2 separate regions of the Homo sapiens genome follow, and region 2 is linked to region 1. Evidence: read pairs that join two places in POLR2A ChIA-PET (ENCODE). Cell type or tissue: GM12878. All regions are shown on one strand. Each heading gives the region's core, and the rest is flanking DNA. Links, peaks and the distances in the headings are about the cores only.

What was found. ChIA-PET counts read pairs that join two places held together with the same protein. Peaks named below come from ENCODE experiments on the same cell type or tissue, not always from the same donor. Only the 100,000 strongest peaks of a DNase experiment are listed, where the experiment ranks them.
Region 2: POLR2A ChIA-PET joins it to region 1 with 10 read pairs; 2 of 35 experiments call an interaction of 5 or more read pairs at or near these places.

What each region holds. Positions count from the first base shown.
Region 1 is chr10:50,536,314-50,544,114 of GRCh38, reverse strand. All of the region lies in intron 2 of SGMS1 (sphingomyelin synthase 1), which reads left to right. Among named protein-coding and RNA genes, the nearest start is that of SGMS1, 84 kb to the left of the region's middle. RefSeq lists an enhancer at 5,070-5,279 and a silencer at 5,272-5,566. In GM12878, for the core only: no CTCF peak of the experiment used is centred there; DNase peaks (open chromatin) are centred at 2,014, 3,503, 3,654 and 5,291; H3K4me3 peaks cover 2,124 bases; H3K27ac peaks cover 4,363 bases.
Region 2 is chr10:50,269,426-50,277,226 of GRCh38, reverse strand. No RefSeq gene overlaps it. Among named protein-coding and RNA genes, the nearest start is that of ASAH2, 22 kb to the right of the region's middle. In GM12878, for the core only: a CTCF peak has its summit at 1,360 (motif pointing right); a DNase peak (open chromatin) is centred at 1,334.

The sequences.
Region 1 (7,801 bases), core at 999-5,998:
CTATGTCAGCATGTGTGAGAAATAAATGTTTAAGAAATAAATGTATCAGAACCTACACATCCAAGGGAGTTTTTCTTCCTCAGAATGTTCTGACTTGGAAAATAAGCTTTGATTTTGGTAGTGCTGCCCATGCCGGACATTTTGGGGATGGCTCTTGGAGGAATGCCTTCTGGGGCTGTAGCACTACGTTCTTCGTATGGCTCCTGTAGTGACCAATTTTCTGTCCCCTGAGTGAATGTGGCTTTGAATTTTTTCTTTTCTTTAAAAAATTTTTCTAAACATAGAAGACATTTGGAACCAAGTAAAAAAAAATCTTTTGGTTTAAAAACTTACCTAGAAAGTTTATTCACAAGAATGGTCATTGGGCCAAATTAAGCTGAGTTTTTAGTTTTAACAAGAAGATTATTAGTTTGGGTCTTTGGCTTTTGGGATTCGTAAGGAAGTTCCTGTCTACTTCCTGCAGAAGCAACTGCTCCCAATCTGATTATTTTGACCTCAAAACCCCATTATTCCTCCTGTCTCCTCTATAAGTGGAACATCAGCCACACTTTGTTTCAGGGTTCCCTTGGCCTGCAGGCCCCAGTTCCTACAGAAACTTCTTTTCCTGACAATCAGTATGATTTTTTTACCTCTACCACATATTTGTTTCTTAGCCTACGCTCTTGTTCTAATGATTACTAATTTTTTACAACTTGATATATGTAATGTTAACTATGTAATGTGTATATCTACTCACCTTGGCTTTTTGAAATAACTTGATTGAGGGCCAGCTCTTGGGCCTCCTGTGTGGATGTGTTAAAGTGCCCTGCCTTATGTCTCTGCTGTCCTCTTTCCTTTCCATAATTCCAAGTGATTAGAAAAGCAGCCACATATTTTATAGTCATTTGTAAGTCAAGTTGCCAGCCTTGCCACATACTCATTTTTTTTTCCAGCTGAGCATATTGTAATGGAAATTCTAAGTTTGCCTTGACATGTTCATTGCTCTGCACAAAGTCAACACTTGGTCTCCAAGACAGTTTGGGTGCTAACTTTATTTCCCTGTACTGTCTGGATTGTGGAAGATCAGATGTGGATGCCTAATGTCCCTTGTTAAAATTGTCCCAAGAGCTATCATATAGACACTGTGTGTGTTTGAAGGAAGCAGGTCCAAGTCTAAACAGTGATGGCATCCTGTTGGTCTGAGAAGCAGGTAACTTGTGTTTTAAAAACAAAACAAACTGAGAAGACTTCCTTTTTCTTTCTTTTTTTTTTTTTTTTGCACTTGGCATTACATTACAATAACCAAAAAAACCCTGCAGGAATGGTTGCTGAAAAACAAATGAAAAAATTAAACAATAATTGAGACTTTTTGAATAATATTTAATATATATCATTGTTATATATAATATAATATATATAATATTTATAGGTTATATATATCTCTCTCCCCTCTCTCTATAAGTGCATTTCTGTATATGTGTGTGTGTGCATGTGTGTGTGTGTATACCTTCTCTGTTTTCTCTGTTTTCCTATACACTTTTCTTTATGGTAGTTTGCTTTTTGCTTTTTAACCATTTTATTTGGACTTATGTTATTCATAAATTCTCTCTTAACCACTTTTTTTTAAGAGCAAATATACATATTTTCTGCTCTAAGCCCAGGTTGGTGACATCATAGAAATTTTAGTGTTTCTTCTTTGTCTCAATCTTTCAAGTATCTCATAATCTGTTCTTAAACAAATGTCTAAGAATAATATGAGTGGCAACACTTCAAAACAGTGATTTTTTTTAAATCACTGTAAACACATATGTGTGTAAGATCTTTTTTGAATTTTTAAAAATAATCTTAAGGAGAATAATAAACATGCTTCCGGCCATTTTTTGAGACATAGAACCTGGAAAATTTTGTTTCCATGTATTTTATGCCGTAGAAGTCTTTGAAGAACGAAAAGTGGGAGTCACAGAGTGTGACTGTGTTCAGTTTCTTTTCCCCCATGAGAAGGTCTAATTTGGTTGCTGTAGCTTCAAAGCTGTGTGTCATGAGAATCTGATGCTAGTGGTGGTGGCTTTGGTGGAGGATTTTAAGAAAAGATAATGGTTCCTGCCACGGTGATTTTAGGCAAAAGAGTGGGACATGCAGCCTCTTCCCCTTCTAGACACCAGCATACTCATCTATTCCATTAAAACTTGTTGGCAGGAAAAAAATCAAACATGCTCCTCGAAGTGGAAGTAACTGGCAGAGGTTTTAGTGCCTTCTTCCTAGGAGGTTGTATTTTAACAGAAAAGAAAACTTTGGCTCCAGGAATAAAAATCCTTTTTTTAAAAGTGCATGAACCCTGCAATTTGGTGCTAATTGTAACTTCTGGAGGCTCCACCCTGGTTCTCTTGATTAAACTCAAAACAACCCCTTTTCCTTCCCAAACATCTCCCAGAGTGGGTGGCTCAGCCAGGGGCCAGCATTTTTATTCCATTTTCGAGGATCTTGGCCCCATCCCTGGTCTTGTCTCCAAGTGGGGCAGCTTAACAACCACTCTCTGTGGGCTTTGAGTATGGCAAGATGACCTGGCAAGCTGAGCTAGGTGTTTGCCATTCACACAGGAAGGGGGCCTTCAGGGAAGAGCTCGAGTCATCATGAAGACAGAGCCTGGATGGTAAAATTAATGCCCCTCATACAGATGTTGAGTCACATGATGTATTAGATAGTCAATGAAAGATGAAATTATGTTGGTATACCATACAAGGCAGTAATGTACAGTACTCCTTAAGAAACATTTTCAATAGGAGTTTTATGGTTGCTTGAATTAAGTTGCTTTGAGAGGTAAAAAGTTGCAGTAAGTGCTATAATTTAGAAAACCAGAGACTTACATGGTAACATCTCTACTGGATTAAGTCTTCATGAGTATAACAGCATAAGTATTATAAAACTTAACTAGAATCGGAAAATAGAAGATAAAGAATTAGTGTTTTGTTTGGATCTTACCTTTTTCTGTGCCTGAAACCCCCACATTTTCAAAAGTCCTTTCCCAAGGTCTCCAACGCTGGTTGGTCCTGTTGCCTTGTGGAGTTTCTAATTGAATGTATCTGAAGCACTTCAATCAGAGCTGAATCTTGGTCTTCCATGCTGTCATCCCCTGTATTCTTTCCCAAACCAAGTTTCTGTTGATTCTGCCTCCAAAAAGTATCTCAAATCCACCCTCCTGGTCCAGTCACCTGGGTGACTGCAGTTGCTATTCATACTCACTGTGACTCTTTTCCACCCTCTTTATGAAATGGAAATCTGGTAATTCACCTCCTTCCCCTAAAAGCCAAAACAAAAAACAAACAAACCTGCAGGACTCAACTTTTCCATGACTTCCCATGATCTTAAGTTGAAATCATAATTTCATAACCTTAGTGACTCGCATGACCTGGCAGTTGCCCACTAATCCCCAGCCCTCCGTGTTCCCCCTCTTCAATCCAGTCATGGTGGCTTAGTTTTGGTTTCTCTGAGATAGCATTCACTTCCACTTTCCTCTCTCTTTTTTCAAATTGTTGACTTTAATTATTTCTTTAGTTCCCCCTTAAATCTCATTTTGTCAGAGAAAGCCTTAGGTTAGAAACCACCTTATTGCATGACATTGACCCCCTTGATAGCAGTCTGTTGGTATATGTCTAGTGGCTGGCATATAGTGGATGCTTATTCATATTTGTTGAGTGAAAGAATGAGAGTAGTGGTAATTGTGAGTATTTTAAGTGCTGCTAAATACTCTGAGAGTTGGCATATCTAGCATGAGGTGTGGCACAGATGCCACCATTTTTTTTTACCTGCCAGACGAGCCAGTCTATTTATTACTAATTTATCACCACATCCTTCCCCTGGGCTGGCTTTCTTAGTACTCTACTGGTCTGTGTGAATTGGCATGTGGCATGAAACCTATTTGACATTTCTAATCTAGCAGAAAATGTCATCACCTTCTGGATGTTTAGGTCCTTGTATTGACCTTTAAACATGTTGCATAAACTTTTCATGCCTTAATTTTCATGCCAGTCTAATACAGGTCATCAGATTGTAAGATAAGATAATTCTTTCATGAAGATTAAGTAAGAAATACTGAAAAATTAGTAGAGCATATTCAAATATAAGGTTGTATAATTACATTCAGTATGCTTTGACATAAATAATCATTTTCTGTTTAGCCACTCTCTTATGCAGACTAAAATGTAAATTTTATATACACATAAATTAAACTTTCAGTTGCATAGGCTTATCATGTCTATATATGAGCCTTACAGCAGGGACTCTAATTTTCTTTCATAATTAAGTTGATTTCTTGTTTCCATTGGACTTTTACTTAATGTTTATTTTGCTAGTGAAAGATCCATTTCAAGGAGATAGAATATAAAACATCAAGAAGAAGATGCTCATTTTAAATTCAGTTTACTATCATTCTGTGGCAGTGTTTCACAAAGCATACCCATGGATCACCTGTATCAGAAACATGTGGGGATGGTTAATTTGCAGGTTCATGCCCCCACAACTTACTGAATCAGAATTTGAGAGGCCCAGAAAACTGCATTTTAAAGTGATCACTTTGTACTTTAAATAAGCTCCATAAGTTTGAGAATCAGGTCCCATATAATACTTAGTGTATACTGTGTCATTAATAAATTTCGAACAGGATCCATAAAAGATGGCTCATTCACCGACCTTTTCAGTCTCACCTGAGCATATAGATGTTATCAGAAAACATATCAATGCCAACACTATACAATAAAAGGTGATGATATTGATTGTGACTAAGGTTGAAAACAGTCTATGACCTTATTCAACTGGAGCACAGAGGATCAACAAGGGGCATTGTTCCTAGATGGCTAAAACACACTGGCCTTCCGGGAACAATGGCCCTTTGACCACAGCTGACACAGGCGGGAAGGAACTAGACAGGGGTCAGATCTCCTCAGTCCAGCAGTGAATGGGTGGGGCCTATGGTTGAGTCCTCTGGAGAAGCCCGGCAGGGGAAGGCCAGCAGTGCCCTTCATGCTCACCAGGGCTGTCACTGTTCTGCCCTCCCTGGATGCCCACATGGCAAGAACGCTTGCCCTGAGCAGGAGGACAGGAACAATACCTGTGTTTTAAAAGTTGGCATTGCCAAGTGTGTAGGATGTGCTGCTCACCGAGTTCGGTGGTTTCCTTGTATTAGTTCATGTAATCAGCTTAAGTAGGGGAAATCCAGGGTGTTGATGAGAAGGCATTTCATGGCAGACTTTAACCCTGGACTGGATTCTGGGGAAGGTTACAAGTCTCCATCTCCTGTTCTTATCAAAACTTGCTCTACTCTTTTGGATCGCCTTTGACCACTTAATGATACTTACAGCTTTTATCTCACAGTTCCACCTCCAGATCAGTATTGTTTTCTGTCATTTCCTGAATGTGAATTCCATCCCACTAAGTAGACACAGAAGTTGTCAGTGGGGAATGGTGTCATCCCTCTCCTCTGGTGTTTTGAAATGTGTGGGAACATTTTCAGTGGTCATGATGATGAGGGGTGTGTATATCAGGATTTAATGTCCTGAGGGTGTGGGATGCTAAATACCTTTCAGTAGTTGGGAGTGGGAGGGTCCCACTTAATGAAGGATTGTCCTGTCCAGAATGCTGAAGGCACCCCTGATAAGCTATCTCTTTTTTTTTTTTTTTTTTTTGAGATGGAGTCTCACTCAGTAGCCCAGGCTGTAGTACAGTGGCATGATCTTGGCTCACTGCAAGCTCCGCCTCCCGGGTTCATGCCATTGTCCTGCCTCAGCCTCCTGAGTAGCTGGGACTACAGGCACCCACCACCACGCCCGGCTAATTTTTTTGTATTTTTAGTAGAGACGGGGTTTCACCATGTTAGCCATGATGGTCTCGATCTCCTGAGCTCATGATCTGCCTGCCTCGGCCTCCCAAAGTGCTGGGATTACAGGTGTGAGCCCACCCACCCACCCCTGATAAGCTCTTTGGTTTTATCTGCATCTTATCCAGCACCTTATTATTATTTGTTTAATCTCTGTATTTCCAGAGCAGGATCTCACTCTGTTGCCCAGGCTGGAGTGCCGTGGCATAATCATAGCTCACTGTAACTTTGAATAGCTGGGCTCAAGCAAGCCTCCTGCCCCAGCCTCCTGAGTAGCAGTGCCTTCTTGAGAACTGACCAAACATTTAATATGTAATGGGATTCATATGGCTTAATAGATGCAGTTTGAGCTTAGTTACTTGTAGGGTAAATAAGCAAATGGTTGAAGCCATCTTCTTGGATGGCTTTTGTGCTCTCACAGTGAAGGTGTCACTCTTCTTGAATTCTGCTTTGTAACCTCATTCTTCCTGACGGTACAATGTAGACAAGCTCTATGACCTAGGGAATAATCCTAAGCAGCTACTGTTCCACTCAGGCAACATTCCTATTTCAAAAACTACCAGCATGTAGTCCCACTGAAACCTTGGTTTCACAAAAAGAAACAGGATGGGGAACATCACACACCGGGGCCTGTTGTGGAATGGGGGCGGGCAGGGGGTGGCGGGGAGGGATAGCATTAAGAGATATACCTAATGTAAATGACGAGTTAATGGGTGCAGCACACCAACATGGCACATGTATACATATGTAACAAACCTGCACGTTGTGCACATGTACCCTAGAACTTAAAGTATAATAAAATATATATATATCTATATATATATATAAAGAAAAAAAAGAAAAGAAACAGGATGATGCTAAGTAAATTAAGTGTTAGCATCATGAAATGGGGTAGAGGGCTGAGTACCCCAACATTTTATCTCTGACACCATCCCAGGTGAGTAGTCTTAGCAGTAGGAGGGTTTGAGATTTGGAGGTACAGGCTCCATACTCCAAACTTTCTGGAGAAAAGGTTACTTTGTCCGTTGATCAGAAAGCTACTGTGTGGAAAAAACAAAGGTTTGAACTAAGGATCAAACAAGATCAGTAGAGGGTCCTGGGATATGCATTGATATGTATCAGTCATTCAGTTAGACATGTTAGAGATGCAGACTGGGAAAATTCAGCCAAAGGAGCTTGAGAGAAATGCAAATGCTAAGATGACTCAGTGGGCTGTTTTCCCTGGAAGGCCTGGGGACCAAACAAGAAGCAATGTGTCAACCCTTTGTCTCTCTGTTACTCTACTTCTAAGAGTAACTTCTAAGGAAATGATTAGTGATGTATTCAGAGATTTCACTCTGAGGATGCCTAAATGCTGAACATTGGAAGCAACCCAGATGATGTCCAAAAGGGGATTGAATAAATATAATTCACCTATATGATAGACTATTGCATAATCTTGACAATGATTATAGCATGTTTTTAATGATGACAATGATTATAGCATGTTTTTCATATTTTTCATGTATGAAGAAAAGTATGACATGGGACAAAATGTATGAAAAACATGCTATAATAAACAGATTAAGATTTCAATAAGGAAACTTTGTAAACATGGAGGAGAGACCTGGAAGGGCATTAATCAAAATATTCACTTGGATTATCTTTGAGAAGTGAAATTCTAGGTAGTTTTTCCTCTTAGAGCTTTAGTGCTGTACATAAAATGTTTTCTGTGAGCATGTAGAATTATTTTTGTAATTAAGCAGTTTAATACAGCAATAAAAACATGATTATTAACAGGTGCCTTGTTGACCCTTTACTCCAAATATTCCTGGTAGTTCTAATCATTTAAAATCTCAATAATTATATATTCTATCATTTTAAATCTAAATATTTCTGATAGGTTTATTCCTCAAAAGGAAATGGGTTTTTTTTGTTTGTTTGTTTGTTTCTTTGTTCATTTTTTTGAGACAG
Region 2 (7,801 bases), core at 1,319-6,318, 270 kb after region 1:
TAATTATGTGAAGATAGGATCTCCTGGAACTGTTTTCAATGTTGTTTTTGTTATTACCCACAATTCCTGATTGCTCTTTCAATGTACAATACCAGAGCAGATATCCTAAGGCAAGGGTTAAAGAAGAGGAAGGTTTATTCACAAATATATTCATTAGGCATTTTTTTGAGAATCTATCACATGTCAGGGTGATGTGATCTCTGCAGTTGGAGTCAAGAGATGTGAATTCAAATCCTATATCTGCAACTTGTTAGCTCTTTGAACTTTCTTGGGGTTCAGTTGATCCATTTGTAGAATCGGGATCCTGGATGCCAACCTCTGCATAGGTGTTGGGGACAGAGAGGAATAGGATGGAACTCTAACTCCAAATCATCTAATGGAGACACACACACTCATTACATATTGAGTACCAAAACAGGAGAGTGTACAAAGCTTAAGAGGAAGAAATGGATTATGCAATTAACTTTGCCTGCGGGATCATCATTCCAATAAATAACATCTTTTGAGCACTCTGTAGTTCACACAGCACTACTACACACTCTTTCTCTGTGTTGCCTCCACAGTCCCGTGAAGTAGATTCTTGGTAGGAGGATGAGGAAGGCAAGCCCCATTCCTATCACTGCTGACAAAGGAAAAGAGCTGCGATGTGAGGTGATACCTGGAAATCTTGCCTCATTGGTTAAAGCAGCCAGGAGCAGACTCTGAAGTTCTTCCAGATTGGCACCTTTCCAGAGCCTCTCTGCAGTGACACTTTGCCAGTCTCTTAATGTCCTCCTCAGAGAAAGAAGCACCTGCTTCTCTGCTAAGAGGCAAGGTCAAGTCAACGTAGATGAGAAAAGTGGAGGATACATCTCATTTCCAGTGCAAATACATCATGGAGAGGGAGGAAAGGAACCAAGCTAATCTGAACTGTCCCTTGTGGCAGGCACTAGGAGTTTTGCTAGCATCAGAGTGAAATGGGTACCCATGAAAAAATGGAAATAGAAGCCTTGAGATGGCCAGTTACTCCTCTCCAGGATCAAGACTCCAAAACAGGAATCACCCCATATCACTAGATTTGAGTGTCAGGGATCATCTGAGCGAGAAGGGAACTCTGACACCCCAGAGCTCCCTGTAGCAAGGGACTATGTGACTCAAAGCCAATTTAATTCTAAGTTTTGCTGCTCAACTGTCTTCCCATTCAGTATGAGGGAATTTGTCCCAAATTCCTTCAGAAAAGTGGAGTCCAATAACGGTTGTACCTATGATTCAGTGAGGCTTCTCTACACATCTTACTGAGAAAAGCTTCAGCCACAATAAGACATTTGAAGAGAAGGTGGTCAGGGCTCAGTCATCACCAGATTATGGCAGCCACGGAAGCCACCAGAGGGCAGTGCAGATAATGCCATTGGTGACTGGGAAGGAGAATTTATTGTCCACTCAGGAGTGTGACATGAGCTTTTTGGGACTCTGCCAGGAAAGAGACCCCTGAAAGTCTCAGAGAATCTCCTGGAACTGTTTTCAATATTGTTTTTATTGTTACCCACATTTCCTGATTGCTCTTTTAGACTGGCCTGGTCTGGGAAAAGCAGCTGACATAAGGAAAAGCCTCAAAACCTATTCATGATACAAAACAAAGCAGTCTGCACTGGGTGGGTATGGTTTTGACACCACCTGGAGAATCCAGTCTCAATTCCTGCTCCCCATTGCTTTTCCAGCTCCGAGGGCGGCATTGTCATCTGAAAGTTGACTTGAGAAACGCCTCATTGGTGGCCTAAGAGGTGGCTTGTACAGGGACAATGGTGTGTTGGGGACAGCTCATATTGGCTCGTCAGAACCAATTGTGTGCAGACCTTCCCAGCTTCACTTTCAGCAATGTCATTTGATTGTTTGAAAGTAATTATGGTAGGAGTATTCACACCATAGAGGAGGGTGAATGTTACACATTAGAGCTTTTATTCCTGAAGAGCCAGGTGTTAACATTTGGCATCTCACCACCGCCAATATTTTTGCAAAAATTCTTTCATAAAGACATGATGTTCTGGTTTAAGAAATTAGGAGGAAAAAATGGCTTTGTATTGTTATAGGACATCATGACAGATCCAAGATCAATTTTTGTTAGCAAGACAACTCTTTAAGAGTTTGCAAATGGGGAGTATTCTGGGCAAGTCACCTTTCCAGGGAAGGCTACTACTTTCGTAAGTGCTCAAACTTCTCATCCTGCTTAATCAGTCACATAATTCCATCTGTATGTTACTATAAGAGTGGGAGTTTTTTTTTTAATTGACATTTTTTAATTGAGACAGAGTCTTGCTCTCTTGCCCAAGCTGGAGTGCAGTGGTGCAGTCACGGCTCATTCTAGCCTAAACCTCCCAGGCTAAAGAGATTCTCCCACTTCAACCTTCCTAGTAGCTGGGACCACAGGCGTGCACCACCATGCTTGGCTAAATTATTTTTATTTATTATTATTATTATTATTATTTTAGAGATGGGGTCTCCCCTAAGGAGGAAAAATTTATAAGGAAATCTTTGTAGCTGAAATGAAGAGTACTTGAATACTTTTTAGCTCCTTTACCTTTTCTGAGTTAATGGAAGTAGAAACAAGAAGTTCTCCAAACCCCAATGTGGAAGGTCATTTTTCAAAATCCATCTTCCTAATCTCATATCCATGGAGACAGGGTATGACTGGCACCCCATAGCAGATGAACTCTATGGCTAAGATCACTTTATGTCGTCTCAGAGATTGGGGAAGCCTCTAAGAGCTTTCTTTATAGGAGGCATTCATTCATGTACAGGTCCTTAAAGATTCTTATCCAGTCATGCTAAACCTAAACCAAAGGGATTTTCATTTTAGAAAATGTGAGAACTCTCCATGGATTATATTAATGTATAAGAATTATTCATTAGCACTTGATAAGAGCATCTATACTAAAAAGGTAATTATGAAACAATTGTATTTAATAATTGGGTGAACTTAATATGTACTTCTTGTTTACTTCTCACAATGACCTTAAGAGATGGATACTATTATTAGGCCCATTTTACAGATGAAAGAATGGATCAAAGAGAAATTAAGTGAACCTCATATTAGGGTAGTGCTGGGATTGGAACTCAATAAATCTTAATCCAGAATCCATACTCAAAACCCACAATTATTTATTGCCTCCTTGAAAGGGGAATGACTTGAAATTCAGCTCCCCTCCTCTGAACATAGGCACTCACTTTTGTTGCATGACAAACTATCTCTATCAGGAGGTAGCAGAACAATACATTTCATAATTTGATCAAGTCTTTCACATGTCCTATTATGTCAAAACTCCAGACACAGAGCAAAGGCTGAAAGACGGGGTAGGATGCTGTGGTTTCCACTTGTGCAGCCATGGTCAAGTGTTCAATGCAGGAGCCATTTCTCCTACTCCTCTCTTATGCAGAAAAAAAAACCCAAAATTCTTTTGCATTTACTTTTTCTCCTTTCCAGTTGTTTTTGGTTCTGCCAGGACTCTTGAGTGATAATGTAGTATTTTTAGGGGAAATAAGAAATTGACTTCTCTCCCCTGTGCATTCATTCAATGCTGCTGAGTATCTTGGGGGAAATCCCGTGTTCATGAGATTCATGTTTATGTGTTTATTCTTACAAACTTTAGCCTCAGCCTTCATTCTAATAATCTTAGGCCTGAAGTTTATACTAAAGACTCAAACTCCATCTATATTCTTCTTCCCTTCCTAATCAGTTTGTTTTCTCATTTCTTATTGTAGGTAATGGCTCCATATTCTCTCATAAGCTCAAAAAATTGGAATGATATTTAGTTGCCCCTCCCCTTCACCCCCCCAACATGAAACAAGTGCCAAGTCATACAGACACACTTTGCTAACACTTCTCAAAGTATTCTTCCTTTTCATTTCCACTTCCACTTCCACTTCCAAACGCCGCCCTGGCTCTGCTTCCCACCTAAATGATGTCTCACCTCTTAAAGAGCTGACTGTCTTCAGTCCAAGGGTGTCCATTAGGTTTCAATTGACTTTTTAGCTCCACCCCTTCCCCCGCCATTAGAACACTATGCTGAGAAGAATTTGGAGGATCTGCTTGGGCTTCTCAGAAATAAGTCCCTCGATCAATTCATCATGCCTGTGGTGGTTCAGGGATAGGGAAGAAGCATCCTCTCTTAGACTCTCCCTGCTCTACTTACCCACTTCTGCCAGATGAATATTGGCAAAACGCAGCTCTATTTGTACTGTCCTGCTTAAAAATGTTCAGGGACTCTTAACTGCCTTCACTAACATTAAATCCCTTAGCCTGGCATTTAAGCACCTCCAGGCTCTGTCCGTAACTTATTTCAGGTGCAATCGTCATGGCTCCCCTACAAAAGCCTGCATTAGCAGATCTCAGACTCAGCCTCACAATGGACCATGGGGCGAGAGAGGGTGGGATTATAGTCCGACAGCTGGCAATTGTGCATAACTCCATAGCCTGTCTTAACTCTGGCATAATCAGGGTATGAATGTGGGAGAGTTACATATGAATATCATCTTTCAGGAGGTTAATGTAAAATAAGATTGAGAACTGCTGCCCTCGTCTTAGCCAAGCCACGATGCTTGCGATTCCATATGTTCTGGGTTTTCCCATTCTTGCACTTTGGTGGATGCTCATCTTTTGCCTCACCTCTATAACCCTGCCTGGCAAAATCCTTTTTGTCCTTCAAAGTTCAGTTTGAATTCTACATTTTAATGACAACTTCTGTAATTTTTCAAACTAGATAAGATATATCTTCTTTATGAGTCCCCAGAACATTTTATTTAGGATGCTATGTTTAAGCTTACATTGTATTTATTTTGCAATTATTGTCTTGTATTGGCAAAATAATCTTTTTTTTTTTACGAGAAAGCCATAAAAACAAAACAAACAAACAAACAAAAAACCCAAGATTCTCTATTTCACTGGGCTGCATACATGGTAGGTCCTGTATGATCTGACTTCTGACCACGCTTGTCATGCCTTCCCTCAAACCCCTTTGCCTTCTCTGCTCCTGCCATCCTAAACAACTTGGAATGTCCCAAACTCCATGTTCTGTCTCAATTATCTTCAGGTCTTGCGCACATCATGCCTTCTTATCAGGTGAAGTACATTACCAAAATAGCCACAGTCCTTCACCCACCCCTGTGACCACACCTTTCAGTGTGACTTCCCATCACTAGGTGGAGACAATTTCCCCTCCCCTTGAATCTGGGCTGGTTCTGGGACTTGCTTATTTTGGTAACAGGGAATGCAGAGGAAGTTCATTGTGCCAGTTCTGAGCCTCAGCATCAAAAGGCTTGCATGTTTTCACTCATTCTCTTGGAAGCTTGTTCAGCTGCCATGTGAACAAACCTGGGCTAGCCTGCTGGAGAATGAGAGATGATGTGGAGGAGAGACAAGTGGTCCAAGCTGAGGCTATCCCAAACCACAGTCCCCACACAACACCCAACCAACCCAGCAGCTCTCTGTTGGTTGATGGATTAGAAAGTCTCAAGTCAGAGCTATCTAGCCGGGCCCAGCCCAAATTGTTAATGCACAAGATTATGAGATAACACATTGTTGTTATTTTAAACTATTACGTTTTGGGGTGGTTTGTTATGCAGCCAGAGTTGCACTAAGTTAACAGCTACCTTTCTGATCTCCACCTGTCAAAGCTATTTCTGATCCTCTTCAAGTCTGGGTTAGGGTTTCCTCTTACATACCCCAGAGGTACTCACAGTTCAATACTGTAATTACTTGGACATCATCTCTATTTTGACATTTGATTGTAATATTTTTAGGGCAGGAACTTCATCTTATGAATTGTATCCTTTTGTTCTAGCACAGTGTCTGGTACTCCATAGATGCTCGGAAAGTATTTGTGAATGAAAGAATGGATTAAATCAGAGGTTGCAACTTGTGGACAACCTATTTTCATTTTGTCCTGCATAGTGTTGATCTGAAGAGCGATAAACATGTTTGGGTTTCTTTTTTAGGAATTGTTGGCCGACATTTGAAAATCAAGAAATTTGAGATAAACACCTGCATTACTGACTTGTCATTAAAAGAAATGGGAGGATCCGTCAACATTGGGCCTGCATTTTCTCATGGCACCAATGAGTAGTGACAGTTCCCTTTAGATGGGGCACATATTTTCTGACTGTGACAGTCTGGCAGGGGTTCCTATTGTCTCATCCACACCCATTGTTATTGATCATCACATCTGTGCTGTTCTCTTTTTTTTATGTTTAATTTTTTTTTATTATACTTTAAGTTTAAGGATACATGCGCCCAACGTGCAGGTTTGTTACATATGTATACATGTGCCACGTTGGTGTGCTGCACCCAATAACTTGTCATTTAACATTAGGTATATCTCCTAATGCTATCCCTCCCCACCAACCCACAACAGGCCCTGGTGTGTGATATTCCCCTTCCTGTGTCCATGTGTTCTCATTGTTCAATTCCCACCTATGAGTAAGAACATGTGGTGTTTGGTTTTTTGTCCTTGCGATAGTTTGCTGAGAATGATGGTTTCCAGCTTCATCCATGTCCCTACAAAGGACATGAACTCATCATTTTTTATGGCTGCATAGTAGTCCATGGTGTATATGTGCCACATTTTCTTAATCCAGTCTATCATTTTTGGACATTTGGGTTGGTTCCAAGTCTCTGCTATTGTGAATAGTGCCACAATAAACATATGTGTGCGTGTCTCTTTATAGCAGCATGATTTATAATCCTGTGGGTACATACCCAGTAATGGGATTGCTGGGTCAAATGGTATTTCTAGTTCTAGATCCCTGAGGAATTGCCACACTGACTTCCACAATGGTTGAACTAGTTTACAGTCCCACCAACAGTGTAAAAGTGTTCCTATTTCTCCACATCCTCTCCAGCACCTGTTGTTTCCTGACTTTTTAATGATCTCCATTCTAACTGGTGTGAGATGGTATCTCATTGTGGTTTTGATTTGCATTTCTCTGATGGTCAGTGATGATGAGCATTTTTTCATGTGTCTTTTGGCTGCATAAATGTCTTCTTTTGAGAAGTGTCTGTTCATATCCTTCGCCCACTTGTTGATGGGTTTTTTTTTTTCTTGTAAATTTGTTTGTGTTCTTTGTAGATTCTGGATATTAGCCCTTTGTCAGATGAGTAGATTGCAAAAATTTTCTCCCACTCTGTAGGTTGCCTGTTCACTCTGATGGTAGTTTCTCTTGCTGTCCACAAGCTCTTTAGTTTAATTAGATCCCATTTGTCAATTTTGGCTTCTGTTGCCATTGCTTTTGGTGTTTTAGACATGAAGTCCTTGCCCATGCCTATGTCCTGACTGGTATTGCCTAGGTTTTCTTCTAGGGTTTTTACGGTTTTAGGTCTAACATTTAAGTCTTTAATCCATCTTGAATTAATTTTTGTATAAGGTGTAAGGAAGGGATACAGTTTCAGCTTTCTCCATATGGCTAGCCCATTTTCCCAGCACCATTTATTAAATAGGGAATCCTTTCCCCATTTCTTGTTTTTGTCAGATTTGTCAAAGATGAGATAGTTGTAGATATGTGGCATTATTTTTGAGGGCTCTGTTCTGTTCCATTGATCTATATCTCTGTTTTGGTACCAGTACCATGCTGTTTTGGTTACTGTAGCCTTGCAGTATACTTTGAAGTCAGGTAGCGTGATGCCTCCAGCTTTGTTCTTTTGGCTTAGGATTGACTTGGCAATGTGGGCTCTTTTTTTGTTCCATATGAACTTTAAAGTAGTTTTTTCCAATTCTGTGAAGAAAGTCATTGGTAGCTTCATGGGGATGGCATTCAATCTATAAATTACCTTGGG